Regions from separate parts of the Homo sapiens genome. Here region 2 is linked to region 1. A link is an interaction called in ENCODE POLR2A ChIA-PET data of the cell type or tissue named here. Cell type or tissue: OCI-LY7. All regions are shown on one strand. Links, peaks and the distances in the headings refer to the core of each region. The heading gives the core; the rest is flanking DNA. Region 1 has its middle 8.1 kb from the start of LBH. Region 2 overlaps LCLAT1 (lysocardiolipin acyltransferase 1).

Region 1 (6,755 bases), core at 2,012-4,511:
GGAGGGCAGGGCTGGCAGGATAAACAATTTTCTCACCCTGGGAATCTGGGAGCTTCTTAAAGATAGTCAAAGGCTTGGGGTTAAAAAAAGACAGTGAGTAGGAGAAGGGAAGTTTCTAGCCAATTTTTCGGTGAAACTCATTTGCGTACATAAGAAATCTAAAAGGCAAGAATGTGTGTGGGTTGAAGTGAGAATGAAATGAGATAATGTTATGAAAACACTTGGTAAATTGGAAAGCACTGAGCAGACGTAGGGCTTGTTTTTAAGGTATTTGAGAAAAAGAGGGGGTTTAGCAGAGCTGATTTCATCTGCTTCAGTTTTTTACTTATTGCCATCACAAACTGCCCCATTTTCCTCCTGGAGTCCCTTGACTGACATGTCTAGCTTTTAGGGAGCAGACATTAGAGGCAAGTAGCGACGCTCTGCCTGGTGGCCACTCTTGCAGTCACAGAGTCCAAGCATCTTCTCTCGCCGCCATGAGTTCCTCTGTCTTTGGTGCCTCCCAGGAAGTGTCCAGCTGGGTACTGGCCACGCAGAGAATGAATGAGGCCCGAGAATGTGAACCTCCTATCTTGGTCATCAGTGAATTAGCAGTCAACAACACAAAGCAACCCGAACCCACCAGACAAAATCCTCCAGCCTTTGACTTACTTTGCTGTAAGTTCTCAGGCAAGTGGGTTGACCTCTCTGGGTCTCAGACATAGAAAGCAATAAAAGCAGGCAATAGAAGTCTCTCTTTTAGGCCTCAGGGTCTAGTAAGGCTGAGATAAGTTGCTTCTATGAAGGGTCAAGAGAAAAGTGCTTTACGTCCTTACCATACCACTGGGGCTCTGCAGCCCACCCTAAAGCCAGTGGTCCCTCTTCCCATGTGGCAGCGCAGGAGGCGCCTTCATCTTTCAGTCCAGAATCCTCTCATTGCCCCCAAAAGAAGCCTGAGATCTGGCAGCTCATAAACTCTTGCCTTCCCACATATCAAAGAAATTCAGCCCTGGCTTTTTCTTTATTTCTATCGAGGGGCCTTTGAACCAAAGGGATTTTTCTGACAAAGAAAACTGTATGAAATCTTTAGGGTCCAGGCCCTAAAAGAAAACACTCCAACTGGAATCAGTTCAAGGCTCTCATGTCCAATTAAGGAAATACTCACATTCCTGTCCTAGCCCTGGCTGTATCTTGCTTTCTCTCTTTCCACATCCGCACAGGAATGCACTTCAACAGCCAGAAAAGAGAGGTTACTATCACCAGGATGCAGATCGTATAGCAGAGTCCTCCTTGGGGTAGCCTGATACCTTCCCTGAATTAGACAAACAGCACGGACCACAGCCCAGCATAAACTCCCTTCATACCACTCTGTCCACGTCTCCCACTATTTTACCCACAACTCTGGACCAGGGAAACTCCATCATACCTGGGGCGGCAGGGGAGGGAGGAGGATTTATGAAAAAGAGGGAAACACAACAGTTTCTTGTGAAGAAAAGCACTTTCAGTTTTCTTTTCAAGTACACAGGATGTCTGCTAGCTTCCTCCAGGGGCAGCTGTGTTGTTGCTCTTCCTTGGAGGAGCGAGCTGCGTGTTATGCACCAGACAGCAGCTCCTCCTGAACACTCTGCCAGCTCCCTAACTGTAACCTGAGCTAGCACTTGCTGGTTGGAGCCCCTGGTGTACTTCACACCCACATGGCGCCCAGCCTCAGGATCAGATAGCTGGGTCCATGTTACACCCTCCTGCCCTCTCAACAACAATTCTAACAGGCATTAGCACCCACTGTGTGCCAGACAGGTGCTGGCATTTCCAAAGAATCGGTTTAGGAGACGTTTAGTTTTCTCCTGTCTCCATAACTCCCTGTAACCATCCCAGATAACCACAGTCTGTGTGATGGTATTATGCCTGCAAGGTCACTGCACCTGTAAGACAAATTCCCTAAACTGCATTAATGATCCCCTCAAAGAATCACAAAACTAAGGCCGCGCACGGTGGCTCACGCCTGTAATCCCAGCACTTTGGGAGGCAGAGGTGGGCGGATCACCTGAGGTCAGGAGTTCGAGATCAGCCTGGCCAACATGGTGAAACCCCATCTCTACTAAAAATACAAAACTTAGCCAGGCGTGGTGTTGGGTGCCTGTAATCCCAGCTACTCTGGGAGGCTGAGGCAGGGAGAATCGCTTCAACCCGGGAGGCAGAGGTTGCAGTGAGCTGAGATCGCACCATTGCACTCCAGCCTGGGCAACGGAGCAAAACTGTCTCAAAAAAAAAAACAAAAACAAAAACAAACAAACACAAAACTAAGTAGAACGGTCACACATGCTAGCAAGTGCATTTTGCAGGTAAGTCTCCTAGCCTCTGCCCTTCCTATGCAAATTGCTACCCCTGAGTTTCTTTTTTAAAGAAGTGAGAGTCTACCTCTGGTGTTGGCAAGGTGTTGGGCACTGGGGTGTCTGGGAACCTAGTTGCCACTCCCTCTAATATCATACAATAACTGCTGCAGTAGACTCATGTGAGCATGGGTGGGGATATGATTAGTTCAGTCCCAGGCAAAGGCACTGGGAGAGGGGGGCTGACTGGCAGAAGGGAAGCTCTCAAGGGCAAGGAGTAGGTCTGTTTTGTGTCTTACTGTGTCACCACCACCAGAAGAGTGCCTGGAATCTAGCAGGCACTCAGGGAATATCTGTGGAAAGAATGGTAGCAGGAATAGCTAAAGGGAAGGGATGGCAACTGAGCTGGCCTCAAAGGATGGGGAGAAGCTAGAGAAGGGCGATCCTGCCAGCAGAACAACATCAGCAAAGGTGTAGGGGTCAGAAAGGGCCAGGTGTGTCCCAGGAACTAGGGGTGGGCAGCAGCATTATCTATTCCAGACCTTGGGAGAGGCACTCCCATGACTCCAAGTCTACATGCTGAAGGGAATAACTATTTGTGAGTAAAAGGCCTCATGCTCTGCGGAAGGGACTGTGCACACAATTTCTAGCAGAAAGAAAAGTCTGTTACTTCCATTAGCCAAATCAGTCCAGGTTCCTTCACCTCTATGTTATTCGAGTTAATATCAGCGTTTCTCTTCCAGCCAGGTGGGGCCTCAGCAGAAGTGTTAAGTAGGTCAAATTTCATGTATGTGAAATTTGTCTTTTGAGACTTCCCCTTTCTAACCCCTCTTGTTTCACACTTCCCTTCAATGCGCCCCAGGCACCCACTGAACTCAGGAAGCCCCACACTCCCTTCATAACAGCCTCCCAAGCTCCAAAACCACTCTTTGCTTTTCCACTGAAACTTCCATCCTGCAGCTCTCTAAGCCAAGGCAGCTGCCAGGCAAGAGAACTTGATCTGACAAATGAATTCACACTATTGTGAGAATGACATGCAGGCAGCACCTCAAAGGCCTCAGTTTCATGGTGGCACTGCAGACAGGGTAAGTGGGTGACAGGAAAGTCTCTGGTCCTGGAGGCAAATTGATGGTTGATGGTTGAAGCCCAGGGGGAAACCATGTCATGATGAGAGAGAGAGGGGGAACCACCTGGAAGGGCTGGGGTGGGTGCATCCAGTGGGCACAGTATGAGGTGACTTTCCTTGTCCATCACAGTCCTTCTGGAGGGATCTGATTGGAATTCTTGTCCCTAGATCTAATATGATCATAGCACTTGAGCTGTTTAACTCAGAAGAGGGGAAAAAAGATCTGGGCATACCATTTCTTTCCTTCCTCCCTTCCTTCCTTCTTTCCTTCCTCCCTCCCTTCCTTCCTTCCTTCCTTCCTTCCTTCCTTCCTTCCTTCCTTCCTTCCTTCCAAGGGACAGAGCTTTAGACTAAGGGGACCCGGGCACTCAGCATCCCTGCCCAGGGGTGTAAGTCCTGTGTGAGTCTGAGCAAAAGCCAGGACAAGTAATGACAGCAGAAAGACATTTCCACACGCTTGGTGAGGCCTCGGGGTAGCTTACATGCAGGGTTTCAGAGCCCAGTGAGCAGCCAGTGTGGCACGTTTTGGCCTCAGGCAGAGCCAGTGGCCCTACTGCCCCCAGCTACTGAAGATGGCGGGGCAACTGGCCACCACACCTCCCACCCTCACCAAGGGCCCTGGGTGGGTGAATTCAGAGGCACAGCCAGGTAGGAACCTTGGCTTGCACTCTCCTGAGTGAGTGCCTGGCTTTCTTGTGCATTCTCATCCAGGCCTCCTCTTAGAAAGGAGCACCAGAAAGACAGAAGGTGATGCATCTGAAGCTGTTTTCTGATCTTCTTCTTTAATGTCCATGATATTATTACTGCAAAAAGCTAGAATGTTCTGTGTGTTTGAGTCTTCCCAGGGGTAGGGGGGACCTTCCCCACTCCTAGCCACCTGATTATTTTATCTGGGATGGTTGCAGGTTGTACCAATAAAAGTGCTGACCCACTTGGCTTCCACTTCCACCCTAGAGAGGGCCCCTTCATACACCCTCACCAGCATTAGTCTCATTTTACTGCCTTCATCTCCAGGACCCTAAGCCTCCACAATGCTTAGTAATTTCTCTATTTAAAAAGAAGAAAGTAAATGGATTACACACCAGATATGATGCTGCAGGCATTCTTAATAAGAGAACCACCAATTCCTTTCACTTATTGGGGCTCAGTTTGTTTCTCTGTAAAATGGGCCTGATATTTCCTGCCCTCCGCTTATGGCGCAGTAAGTATTGTGCAACTGTAACAAGCACTCAGCTTCCTTGACACAAAATTGCAGTAGTAAATTATCCTCTATTGGGCCTACTTGAAGAACAGTAAAAAGAAGGGGTAGGGAAACCCAAATTGATGATTTCATTTTGTTGCTGATTAACAGGAAAACATAGCAAAGGCAGCAAAGCCCTTTCTTGGTTTCTGAAAAAGAGAGGCCAAGCCTGTTCTCTTAGCAGAGAATGATGCCAAATAGAATGGTTGATATTCCATCCCTCCCTCTTTCCAGCACATTTTGGAGTATTTGTGTGGGGTCTCACCTTGCTGACATCTTGGCTACACGCACACAGCTGTGGGATTCGTGTGGCCTAATGGGGAGGTCATACTAGTCCTCTTTGGACTAGAATGTATGGTGCCCCACCTTCGCAGCCTGCCTTCTGTACACAGGGAAGCGGGCATTTCCTTCAGCATTTTACAGCTATTTCTTCAACAGGAACATTAAGAAACACCTGGGTATCAAGTGCCAGCAAGTTGCCCAGCTCTTCTTTTGTTCTTGAGACCTCCACATGTCCACACAAGCACATTCACTTACATGCCAGGGGCATCTCCTCAGTTGAACAAGTGCTCTGTTTTCTGGGTCTACGCTAGGGAAATAACACTGACCTCAATCCAAACAGAAGCAGAAACTTCTCATCGAATTCACATTGTTTTACCACCTTTTGTTTGTGTTTGGGTATTTCTAACAAGCAGCAACGAACACTTCCCAATGACTTCGGGGAAACAGGTGTGACTCCAATATGTCATTCCTTCCTTCCACAGAGCAGTGACCCATATGGTGGGGAGCGCGAGCAGGAATCACAGTGACAGGACCTGCACCAGGGGTGAGCATCTTATAGTAAGGAGGGAGGGGTCCTCATGGGGTTGCTGCAGTAGCCCATGAGGGAGGTGGTGTATGCAAAGATGGAGCTTCAAAACTTAGTAACTGTTCGGATATAGGAGCAGAAGGGAAAGGAACTTGGGAGAGGCTTGGAGATCTTGAGCTTGGGTGGCTGGAAAACTGGCATCATCCGCTGGAAGAACAGAGTCAAGAGGGGGCTGTTTGGGGAGAAGAGGGTCATGTCCCTTTTCCATGTGATGAACGGCCACTGAGTAGCAGCTGTGGCCAGCGGTGCTGTCAGACCATCCACGCTGGTTGTTTCTCTAGCTCTTGGGTCCACGGTGGCTCAGGTGTTTGTTCCAAAGGTCATAGGCCAGGCAAGTCTTTGTGCTTGGGTGCTTGGCCTCTGCTGCAGATTAGGTTCTTCAGAAGCAGATGCCAAGACAGGTTTTGGGAGCAACACCTGTGCAAAGAAGAAGGAAGAAGCGGGCTTGGGTAGAAAAAGAAGTCTAACTGAAATGCAGGCTCAACAAATGTTGGCCAATTCTGTGAGGAGCTTTGGAGCTAATATTACCTGTTCAGAGTGATCTGCACAGGGACAAAGTGCCTGGGCCTTTATTCCCCTGCTGCACCCAATCCACAGCATGGGCTATCTTGGGAGGGCATGATCTTGGGGGAGGCAGCTTTCTGCAGCTGTGGCAGACTTTGAAGGAACAAACAGCTGGAGGCAGGCTGCTGGTTCCATACCCGCAGCTGGGCAGAAGGCCCTCCGTAGAAGGCGGATCTGGGTGGTACATTTCATGTCTTCCACAGACCCCAACGCTTCCAGCCCTGCTTCATTGCCTCTCTTCAGCTTGCCATGCACTGAAGAGCTCTGCAGCCATGAGAATCCTCAGGAAAAGGACAGATCCGATGCTAGCTCGTCTGCTCCACTTCGCAGGCGACAGAACTAAGGCCCACAGAGAGGAGTTGGCTTTCTGAGGTTCCCACTGTCAGTGACTGGTGAACCCAGGACCAGCACTTAGTCCCTCTTTCTCCTCAGCCTCTGCTCGACTGGAGACTATTCTGTGGCTAGAGGTCTCAGTGGGAAGACCATGGGCCTGGCCTGTGCATGGGCTATGTGCTGTGCCTCTGTCTTCAATGACGGCAGCTTTGCTGGAAACCCTAGGGACTCCCCTCCCAAAGCAAAGAGCAAAGCTGGCACAAGACCTGGGGAGAAGCCCGAATTCAGATTCCCAGAGAGGCAGGGCCCCTCGGA
Region 2 (6,755 bases), core at 2,601-5,100, 380 kb before region 1:
GCACTCCAGGATCAACCTGCTGTCAGAGTAAATGGTCATGATGCTTAAACTTTACACCATTAGAAACACTCCTTTATTTCACACCATTAAAATAAAAGCTGATATTAAATGTGCATAATATATAGAGAGGAAGAAAAAAAGTCATTAGGAAGGAACTGATTAATCTGTTTGTGAAAAACTTGAAAGAAATGAGACAGAGAAGTGATGATTTTGGATGGGACAGAGTACAAAACAATTCCCAGTGCAGGTGTGTCTAGGCAGAAGTCTAAGATGGCCAAACAACAGCAGGATCTCAGTCAATGATGGCAGTTACTGAAAGGGTAAGGTGGGGACCACCGAAACAAAATTCACGTTGTAGCCATTTTACCAAAGGCTGGCTTCCTGAAAATTTCTCAAAGTTCTCTATAACTCTTAGAGTTAAAATACTTTGGATCTGGTATTCTGGTGCAGAAGGAGTGAACTATAACTCCTCCCAGTATGCATCTTCCAATTTGCTGGAAAGATCTAGTAAGATACACAGTGCAGAAAATGTCTGGTTTTAAAAGCTCAGCAATCTATCTGCTACACTGTTAACACAGCTACAAGCAGCATCTTTCTCAAACACACTTATCACCCCATTATTTGCCAATGAAAGCCCTACAGGTCTTTCATCCATTTGTCTATTTGATTAAATCTAACTATTGCCTGCCACCTGAAATCCTATTGAGAAAGAAGCTGGATGAAAAACAACCAAGTCTCCTACCTAACAAAAGGAAAGTCTGTCAAATGCCTCTTCCCCTCATCATATCTAGGCAGCCCACTGTTGGAGCTGGCCCCAAATGTGATTTGTTCTCAATTTTATACTACTTCTTTATTGGACTGTTTTGAAGTTTTTATAGTTTAACATTATATATATATCTATAGATATATATATCTATAGATAGATATCTATAGGATCCTTGTTTTGTTGTAGATAAATATATCTATCTATAGATATATATGACATGCCAATTAAATTATACTATTTATGGAGAACTTATATACAACATTTATGTCACTTTGTTGGTGTATCTCTGGCATTGCATTAAAGAAAGTAAACCTGCCAAAAAAGTGCTTTCATTAAAACATATTGTTTTAAAGTGCATCTATTAATCTTGGGATCTGAAGCTTGCACTGCTGACCATGAGTCTGTACTAAATTAGTCATATTCATGTGAATACTGAAAGTATTTGTTGGTGGGATATCAACTGGCCCACATGGGATTATAACCCACAATCTTGGTCTTATTGGTCCTTAACCAAAATAAATAATACACTGAAGTGTGAAGTTAGTGTTCTGCTTCGTTGTTTTACCACTTTAATAATTATGTTCACTTACAAAGCAACTTACTTAGTGTTGAAAAATGGCCTAGAAATATTACAACAGCTCTTGGCATGTAGAAAAGTAATAACATACAGTATTCAAATTTAGAATCCCAAAATTCAGGAGCTCTTTTGCAAAACTATACAGATTATTTGAAACCCTTGTTATAAATATCACCTTGTTACTATGGGTAATAATGAACTTCACTGAGTTAAAGGAGTACGTTCTAAACCAATGCAAAGAAGCTAAGAACCATGATAAAATATTACAGGAGCTGTTAACCAGAATAACCAGTTTAGAGATGAACATAAATGATCTGATGGAGCTGAAAAGCACAACACACAAACTTCACAATGCAACCACAAGTATCAATAACTGAATAGATCAAACGGAGGAAAGGATCTCAGAGCTTGAAGACTATGTTGCTGAAATAAGACAGGCATTTAAGATTAGAGAAAAAAGAATTAAAAGAAATGAACAAAACCTCCAAGAACTATGGGATTATATAAAAAGACCAACCCTATGACTGACTAAGACACCTGAAAGAGACAGGGAGAATGGAACCAAGTTGGAAAACGTATTTCAAGATATAATCCAGGAGAACTTCCCTGACCTAGGAAGACGGGCCAACATTCAAATCTCAGGAAACCCAAGAACCCCAGTAAGATACTCCATGAGAAGTACATCATAGACCAAGACACATAATCATCAGATTCTCAAAGGTCAAAATGAAGGAAAAAATGATAAGGGCAGCCAGAAAGAGAGGCCAGGCCACCTACTAAGGGGAAGGCCATCAGATTCTCAGTGGAAACCCTACAAGCCAGAAGAGACTTGGGGTCAGTATTCAACATTCTTAAAGAAAAGAATTTCCAACCCAATTTGTTTTTATTTTTGAAGTGTTTGTTTTTCATATCTCTGTGTCTTTCACTTCAACTCTGATCTTGGCTATTTCTTGTCTTCTGCTAGCTTTGGAGTTTGTTTGCTCTTGGTTCTCTAGTTCTTTTAGTTGTGATGTTAGGATGTCAATTTGAGATCTTTCTAGCTTAATGTGAGCATTTAGTGCTATAAATTTCCCTCTTAACACTGCTTTAGCTGTGTTCAAGATTCTAGTACATTATCTCTTTGTTCTTATTGACTTCAAAGAACTTCTTGATTTCTGCCTTAATTTCATTATTTACCCAGGAGTCATTCAGGAGCAAGTTAGTTGTTCAATTTCCATGTAGTTGTATGGTTTTGAGTGAGTTTCTTTCTTTTTCTTTTCTTCTAGACCAAACTTAAGCTTCATAAGCAAAGGAGAAATAAAATCCTTTACAGACAAGCAGATGCTGAGGTAATCTGTCACAACCAGGCCTGCCTTGCAAGAACTCCTGAAGGAAGCACTAAACATGGAAGGGAAGAACCGTTACCAACCACTACAAAAACACACTGAAGTACACAGACCAATGACACTGTGAAACAACTACATTGACAAGTCTGCAAAATAACCAGCCAGCATTATGATGACAGGGTCGAATTCAAACATATTACCTTAAATGTAAATGGGTTAAATGCCCCAATTAAAAGACACAAAATGGCAAGCTAGATAAAAAGACAAGACCCATCTCACATGCAAAGACATACATAGGCTCAAAATAAAGGGATGGAGGAAAATTTACCAAGCAAATGGAAAACAGAAAAAAGCAGGGCTTGTAGTACTACTTGCTGACAAAACAGACTTTAAACCAACAAAGATCAAAAAAGACAAAGAAGGGCATTATATAATGATAAAGGGTTCAATTTAACAAGCAGAGCTAACTATCCTATATATGCACTCAATACAGGAGCACCTAGTTTCATAAAACAAGGTCTTAGAGACCTACAAAGGGACTCTCAACACAGTAATAGTGGGAGACTTTAACACCCCTGACAGATCAAGACAGAAAATTAACAAAGATATTTAGGACTTGAATTCAGCTCTAGATCAAGTGGATCTGATAGATATCTACAGAACTCTCCACCACAAAACAACAGAATATACATTCTTCTCAGCGCCACATGGCACTTGCTCTAAAATAGACCACATAATTGGAAGTAAAACACTCCTCAGCAAGTGCAAAAGTACTGAAATCATAACAGTCTCTCAGACCACAGCACAATCAAATTAATTAGAACTCAGATTAATGAAACTCAAAGGCCGGGTGCAGTGGCTCATGTCCGGAATCCCAGCACTTTAGGAGGCTGAGGTGGGCGGATCACTTGAGGTCAGGAGTTTGAGACCAGCCTGGCGAACATGGTGAAACCCCATCTCTACTAAAAATACAAAAATTAGCCTGGCATGCTGGTGCATGTCTGTATTCCCAGCTACTTGGGAGGCTGAGGCAGGAGAATAACTTGAACCGGGAGGCGGAGGTTGCAGTGAGCCGAGATCACGCCACTGCACTCTAGCCTGGACCCAGAGTGAGACTCTATCTATCTCAAACAAAAAAGAAAAGAAAAAAAAAAAGAAACTCACTCAAAATCATACAACTACATGGAAATTGAACAACTTGCTCCTGAATGACTCCTAGGTAAATAATGAAATTAAGGCAGAAATCAAGAAGTTCTTTGAAATCAATAAGAACAAAGAGATAATGTACTGGAATCTCGAACACAGCTAAAGCAGTGTTAAGAGGGAAATTTATAGCACTAAATGCCCACACTAAGCTAGAAAGATCTCAAATTGACATCCTAACATCACAACTAAAAGAACTAGAGAACCAAGAGCAAACACACTCCAAAGCTAGCAGAAGACAAGAAATAGCCAAGATCAGAGCAGAAGTGAAGGACACAGAGATATGAAAAACACTTCAAAAATAAAAACAAATCAATGAATCCACAAGCTGGTTTTTTGAAAAAGTTAATAAAATAGACTGCTAGCTAGACTAATCAAGAAGAAAAAAGAGAAGAATCAAATAGACGCAATACAAAATGATAAGGGGATATCACCACTGACCCCACTGAAATACAAACGACCATCAGAGAATACTATAAACACCTCTGCAAATAAAAAAAAAAAAAAAGAAAATCTAGAAGAAATGGATAAATTCTTGGACACATACACCCTCCCAAGACTGAACCAGGAAGAAGTTGAATGCCTGAATAGACCAATAACGAGTTCTGAAATTGAGGCAGTAATAAATAACCTACCAACCAAAAAAAGCCCAGGACCAGACAGATTTACAGCCGAATTCTACCAGAGATACAAAAAGGAGCTGGTACCATTTCTTCCAAAACTATTCCAAACAAACGAAAAGGAGGGACCCCTCCCTAACTCATTTTATGAGGTCAGTATTATCCTGATACCAAAACCTGGCAGAGATATATCAAAAAAAGAAAACTTCAGGCCAATATCCCTGATGAATATCGATGCAGAAATCCTCAATAAAATACTGGCAAACTGAAACCAGCAGCCTATCAAAAAACTTATACACCATGATCAAGTTGGCTTCATCCCTGGGATGCAAGGCTGGTTCAACATAATGCAAATCAACAAATGTAATTCATCACATAAACAGAACTAAGGACAAATAGTTATCTCAATAGATACAGAAAAGGCCTGTGATAAAATTCAACATTCCTTCATGTTCAAAACTCTCAATAAACTAGACACTGAAGGAACGTACCTCAAAATATTAATAATAGCTGTTTATGACAAACTCACAGCCAGGATTACACTGAATGGGCAAAAGCTGGAAGCATTCCCCTTGAAAAACCAGCATAAACAAGGATGCCCTCTCTCACCACTCCTATTCAGCCTAGTAATGGAAGTTCTGGCCAAGGCAATCAAGCAAGAGAAAGAAACAAAGGGTATCTACATAGGAAGAGAGGAAGCCAAATTGTCTTTGTTTGCAGATGACATGATCCTGTATCTAGAAAATCCCACTGCCTCAGCCCAAAAGCTTCTTAAGCTGATAAGCAACTTCAGCAAAGTCTCAGGATGCAAAATCAATGTGCAAAAGTCACAAGCATTCCTATACACCAACAATAGACAAGCAGAGAGCCAAATCATAAATGAATTCCCATTCACAACTGATACAAAGAGAATAAAATACCTAGGAATACAGCTAGCGAGGGAAGTAAAGGATCACTTCAAGGAGAACTACAAATCACTGCTCAAGGAAATCAGAGAGGACACAAACAAATGGAAAAACACTCCATGCTCATGGATTGGAAGAATCAATATCGTGAAATTGGCCATACTGCCCAAAGCAATTTACAGATTCAATGCTATTCCCATTAAACTGCCGTTGACATTCTTCATAGAATTAGAAAAAACTCTTTTAAAATTCATATGGAACCAACAAAAAGCCCATATAGCCAAGACAATCTTAAGCAAAAAGAACACAGCTGGAGGCATCACATTACCTGACTTCAAACTATACTACAGGGCTACAGTAACCAAAATAGCATGGTACTGTTACAAAAACAGACACATAGACCAATGGAACAGAATAGAGAACTCAGAAATAAGTCCGTGCAACTACAGCCATCTGATCTTTGACAAACCTGACAAAAACAAGCAATGGGGAAAGGATTCCCTATTTAATAAATGGTGCTGGGAGAACTGGCTAGCCATATGCAGAAAACTGAAACTGGACCCCTTCCTTACACCTTATGCAAAAATTAACTCAAGATGGATTAAAGACTTAAATGAAAAACCCAAAACTATAAAAACCCTAGAAAAAAATCTAGGCAATACCATTCAGGACATAAGCATGGGCAAAGATTTCATGATGAAGATGACAAAAGCAATTGCAACCAAAGCAAAAATTGACAAATGGGATCTGATTAAACTAAAGGGCTTCAGCACAGGAAAAGAAACTATCATCAGAGCAAACAGACATTCTACAGAAAGGGAGAAAATTTTTGCAATCTATCCATCTGACAAAGGTCTAATACTCAGAGTCAACAAGAAACTTAAACAAATTTACAAGAAAAAAAAAACAACCCCATTAAAAAAGTGGGCAAGGGACATGAACAGACTCTTCTCAAAAGAAGACATTTATATGGCTAATAAACTTATGAAAAAAAGCTCAACATCACTGATCATCAGAGAAATGCAAATCAAAACCACAATGAGATACCATCTCACACCAGTCCAAATGGCAATTATTTAAAAGTCATGAAACAACAGATGCTGGCAAGGCTGTGGAGCGAGAGGAATGCTTTTACATTGTTGGTGGGAATGTAAATTAGTTCAACCACTGTGGAAGGCAGTGTGGCGATTCCTCAAAGACCTAGAATCAGAAATGCCATTTGACCCAGCAATCCCACTACTCGGTATATACCCAATGGAACATAAATCATTCTATTATAAAGAAAGATACATGCACGCATGTATTTACTGCAGCACTAGTCACAATAGCAAAGACACAGAATCAGCCTAAATTCCCATC

What was found. ChIA-PET counts read pairs that join two places held together with the same protein. Peaks named below come from ENCODE experiments on the same cell type or tissue, not always from the same donor. Only the 100,000 strongest peaks of a DNase experiment are listed, where the experiment ranks them.
Region 2: POLR2A ChIA-PET joins it to region 1 with 5 read pairs; 3 of 35 experiments call an interaction of 5 or more read pairs at or near these places.

The regions. Positions count from the first base shown.
Region 1 is chr2:30,220,102-30,226,856 of GRCh38, reverse strand. No RefSeq gene overlaps it. Among named protein-coding and RNA genes, the nearest start is that of LBH, 8.1 kb to the left of the region's middle. RefSeq lists silencers at 420-714, 3,023-3,082 and enhancers at 1,356-1,415, 2,433-2,502. In OCI-LY7, for the core only: no CTCF peak of the experiment used is centred there; a DNase peak (open chromatin) is centred at 3,096; H3K4me3 peaks cover 134 bases.
Region 2 is chr2:30,596,039-30,602,793 of GRCh38, reverse strand. The region is part of intron 5 of LCLAT1 (lysocardiolipin acyltransferase 1); the gene reads right to left. Among named protein-coding and RNA genes, the nearest start is that of LCLAT1, 150 kb to the right of the region's middle. In OCI-LY7, for the core only: no CTCF peak of the experiment used is centred there; no DNase peak of the experiment used is centred there.